2 separate regions of the Mus musculus genome follow, and region 1 is linked to region 2. Evidence: chromatin loops called from intact Hi-C (ENCODE). Cell type or tissue: gastrocnemius. All regions are shown on one strand.

Evidence for each region. A loop is a pair of places that touch in the nucleus more often than their neighbours do. Peaks named below come from ENCODE experiments on the same cell type or tissue, not always from the same donor. Only the 100,000 strongest peaks of a DNase experiment are listed, where the experiment ranks them.
Region 1: it touches region 2 in a loop (7-fold over the local background); 14 of 42 quality-filtered maps call a loop at or near these places.

Annotation. Positions count from the first base shown.
Region 1 is chr5:87,205,956-87,208,455 of GRCm38, forward strand. It overlaps the pseudogene Gm19418. Among named protein-coding and RNA genes, the nearest start is that of Ugt2b37, 48 kb to the right of the region's middle. In gastrocnemius, no CTCF peak of the experiment used is centred here; no DNase peak of the experiment used is centred here.
Region 2 is chr5:87,110,598-87,113,097 of GRCm38, forward strand. No RefSeq gene overlaps it. Among named protein-coding and RNA genes, the nearest start is that of Ugt2b36, 19 kb to the left of the region's middle. In gastrocnemius, no CTCF peak of the experiment used is centred here; a DNase peak (open chromatin) is centred at 1,126.

The DNA.
Region 1 (2,500 bases), 95 kb after region 2:
ATATGTACCTATACAAATATAATAAAATTTTAAACACATAATTTTTCAAAAGGAATCATATATATGTGGTAGTATGTGAGGAGCAGGTGCAGCTTCTGCCCCAAAATGGCGCCTGGACAGGTGCCAGGTTTTATGACCTGCACCTGATTTCCTCATTACCTCAGACTTAGCCACATCCAGCCACCTGCACTGAGCAGACACCATGCCTCTTCAGCTCGCCTGAGGTGTCATCATTTTCTGTGAACCAATGGACTGCCATTACATGACTTGGGTGATTGGGAGGAGTCAGTAGTGTATTTAAGGCGTGCCCTGGGGTTGTTCAGGGGATTCCCTTTCCTGCATTGCAATGCGAAGTGTTCCTGAATAAACCTACTTAAAGAACAACAACTTGGTGTTGCATCTTTCCTACCCAGTAAATGATATGAACTTATAGTATCAAGTGTTCTTGAGTGTTCATTCTTTAAATTTAAAATGGATTATTCTTTTACACAATGTATCCTGATAATAATAATCCTTTTGTTTACGTCTAATCCTGCTACTTCCTCCTCTTGACTTCACCTCCAGTTCTACTCCCTCACTGCCTCTCATTAGAAATTAACAAGTCTCTAAGAGACAACAATCATACATGACAAAAGAAAATAAGATAAGTTGAAACTAAACTATCAATGCAAGGCTGGATCCAGCAAGCCAACAGGAGGAAAAGAGTCCTAAGAGCTGGCACAAGAGTCAGAGTCCCTGCAACTTGTTCTCACAGCTAGGAATCTCACAAAGATGCCTTGTCTACCAAGGATAAGAGTAAATGATTTTGATGTTACTTTACTGAAAGAATTAAAACAAAAATTTAATCAGATCTGGTAGTATATGAGTCTTGACAATGCAGTGTGGAGGATAAAGCAGAAGGGTTGAACATTTAAGACCATCCTGGTTTACATAACAAAGAAACATAAGGCATAGCAAAGAGTTAAAAAACAAGAAGCAAAGGAGAGAATTATATATGTCCTGAATGATGCCTTAATTTATATCTGTTCCTATCATCAGTATTACCTTCAGGATAATTTTTGTTCATTTGGCTTTCCATAAAAACAGAATGAATAAATGAATGAATGAATGAATGAATGAATGAATAAATAATACACATTTTAAAAGAGTAAACACACAAAGGATTGTCTATCACTCCCTCTAGTGCACTGAGCAAATATGTTCTTGACATTGTTCTGATATTCAGTGAATTAGCCGCTCCTCTGGCCACAATGTGGGCAATGTTATCATGTTGTTCTCCAAACAAAAGAATGCCAATCATAGGGATTCCATAATAGATTGCTTCATACAGGCTATTGGCTCCACCATGAATTAGAAAGGCTTTGGGTTTTGGATGGCCAAGTATAAGATGAATTCAGGTTAACATTAATTACAAGCTGTAGAAATATAAGGAGAAATGTATTCTATGAGGAAATGAAAAGAGATGTTTCTACATAAAAATTCTTAAACTCATAACTTCACTAAAGCATGTTTGTCTCAGCACAAGAAGAAACAGAATTTAGAGAGAAGTGTATTTTTTTTCACATTTGTGACTTGAGACTTGAATTTTGAAGCACTCATTTCCAGTAGAACACATTAAGTCCATAGTAGATAAGAAACAACGAGTTATATTGTTGTCATATATTATCTACTCATTAAGTATAATATAAGGGATTTTGAAGTGAGGAAAGTTAAGTATAGGAATCAGAGAGAGTCATTCTTGATTAAGCATTTGTTTATCAGAGTCTTACCAAAAAGTTCATTCTGGGGAAGCCATTTATAGACTCTGGTATTGGGTCCTATGGTTGCTGGGGTTTCAACATCAAATCTCAAAAAACAAAAAACAAACAAACAAAAACACCAAAAAAACAAACAAACAAACAAACAAAAAACAAAACAAAACAACAAAACTGTTAAATTTAGATAATTTGTGTTGAAGGAAAGCAAATATGACATTATAAATATTGATCAGGTTATATTTAAGAAACTAAATATAGGAGCATCTGCGGGAGACATTTTGGATCCCAGACTCAACCTAGACTAGTCTGCACAGGTGAAAGTGTGGACTATAGAAGCTAACAGCTTCTAGGACAGGTCCTGTTTCGGGCCCTCATCTTCTGCCAGGAGGCAAGTCTGAATGCCAGATATCTGTGTACCTTCCCTGAAAGAGGAGAGCCTGCCTGTAGAGAGTGCTCTGACCACTGAAACTCAGGAGAGAGCTAGTTTCCCCAGTCTGCTGGTAGAGAACAACAGAATCATGAGAGGAACAAGTTCTAACCAGAGACAACTATAACAACTGACTCCATAGTTTACCAGATGGTGAAAGGCAGACTTAAGAATCTTACTAACAACAATGAAGACTACTCACCATCATCAGAACCCAGTTCTCCCACCTCAGCCAGTCCAGGGAACCCTAACACACCTGAAAACCTAGACCCAGATTTAAAGGCATATCTTATGATGATGGTAGAAGACATCAAGA
Region 2 (2,500 bases):
GAATATCTTGGTTTCTCTATCTATGGTAATTAAAAGTTTTGCTTGGTACAGTAGTCTCAACTGATATCTGTGATCTCTTAGGACACATATGATATGTGTGCAGGGCCTTCTAGCTTTTAGAGTCTCTGTTGTGAAGTCAGGTTTAATTCTTGTAGGTCTGTGATCAAATGTCAGTTGGCCTTTTTCCCTCAGAGCTCTTAATATTCTTTAGTTGCTCTGCATGTTTAATATTTTGATTATTATATGTCAGGAATATTTTCTGTATCGCAGAAAGACCTGACAAAGATAGATAGGTGGGGCAAGGTTCCAATATGATTTGGCTTGGGACTCTGAAGGCTTCCATATGGAAGCAGGATACTCTTGGGGTTCTACAAACACCTCTTGGACTGAAGAGTGAGTCCAGAGCTAGACAATGGAGTCCAGGGGATTGTGTGTAATTCACCTCTGCTGGCTGCAACCTGCAGAGACCCAATTGGGATTCCTTGTATTTCTTAATCAATTAAAGTTATAGTTGAAATTAGCCATCAAATTTTCCTACATATAAAATAAAACCATTGACCTGCCTTATGGACAAATCATAACACAGTAATACAAATTTTATGAAAGAACAAGACAACAAATGGCTCCAAAGAAGCAGGAACCTTTCTCCCAAAAGACTGCTAAAAATGAAAAAGTGATGTATTTCCTTCTAAAGATTTCATAATAGGAAATAATAAGGTAATTTTAAATTACTACAGAATGCTGTCAAGTCATTTGAAGAAATTAGAATTGAAGTACTCCTAATAAATGCTATATGTACAGAAAAATATCTTAGAATAAAGAATCATATATAGATAGACAGAACCCCAAGTGGAGGGCCAGGATTACCAACATACACTTAAAATTTCTGACCCAGAATTGTTTCTGTCTAAAAGAATTGCAGAGACAAAAACAGAGAAAAGACTGCAGATCAGGCTGTCCAGTGCCCAGCTTAACTTGGCGTGGAAACTAAAAGGGGACAGGAGAAGGAGGGGGAAGGGAGGATAGCCCATGTCCAGCCAGAGTTCCTCCTATGCTCCGGGTGAATGGAGGGGGGGCTGTCAGACACTTTCCACTCAGCCTCAGGTGGGCATCTAAGCCACTGACCCCACTCAGTGGGGGGTGGACAAGGGAAAGCCCCCAAAACCAGGAGCCCTGGGCTTCCACCCTGTAGAGCCAGGGTTACAGGTGAGGGCTGAGGGAGAGAGATTTCTATGAGGTGAGAGTAAGTGCAGTGGGTCTTGATGAACAGAAACAGTTTTAGAACTGTATTATATATAGAAAGGCAGGGAGAAAGAGAAAAGGTGGAGATAGATAGATAGATAGATAGATAGATAGATAGATAGAGAGAGAGAGAGAGAGAGAGAGCAGTCATGGCCTGCCACAGGCCCTCTGGTCCCCTGTGCCTGTGTAGAAAAGAGTCTCTAGAGTAGATGGGCAGAGATTAGGATGAGACAAACAGCCAGACACACGAGTGGTGTTGGATCTGAATGTAATGTTACAGTTGAGCATCAGACTTTTATAATACAGAATAAATTGCAGAACAAGGCACATTGAATTTTTCCAGGTGCAAAAGGAGTGACTTCAAAAGGAACCAGATAAATGTATAACACTAGAAATTAGCACAGATGCAAGGGGAGTGACTACAAAGGGAATTTGTAGGGACCAGATAAATGTTTACATTAGAGATTAGCACTTTCTGCCAGGCAAGAGTTTTACACTTAGAGTTAATAGCCTCAGGGTAGTTAACTCTTGACACGCCTCAAGAATAATGTAGTGTCACTGACCCCAAAATTCTCTAGTCCTCATTAATTATTATCAATATCTGAAGACTGTCTCTTTTCAGTATAGTATACTAATTTGCTCTTGGCATGGAATGTAGTCTGTAATAAGAATTTCTATCTCAGTGAGAATTTTAGTCTCTATCTGTAAACAGCTGAGTAAAATGGCAAGTGCTTAATTGTTTACTGAATGGGTAAAGCTCCTTGCTGCTATCTGGAGTCTAAGAATACTGGGAAAAGGCTTTAGCTATGTTAGAATACAACCTTAAAAGGCATTTACTATAAGGTAAAGCTATATAGAGTGCACGTGGATCCATACACTAGACTAAAGTGGATTTGGAAAATTAATTTTATGGGTTAGGGAAATAGCCAAAGATCCGGGAGTAAGTTTCCTTGAAACTTTTTTCTCATGAGAAAGCTTTCAGACTTTCATCTGTTAAGCTGACTCCACCGGAGTCCCTGGCAATGGCCAAAAAGAGAGAAAGGGGAAAGAAAGCAAGAGAAGAAAGGCTAGACAGTAAGAGGGAGAGAGTGAGTGAAGAGGGGAGAGGAGAGAGGAGAATAAAGGGAGTAAGGGGAGTGTCTTAGTCGGGGTTTCTATTCCTGCACAAAGATCATGACCAAGAAGCAAGTTTGGGAGAAAAGGGTTTATTCGGCTTACATTTTCCACATTGCTGTTTATCAGCAAGGAAGTCAGGAGT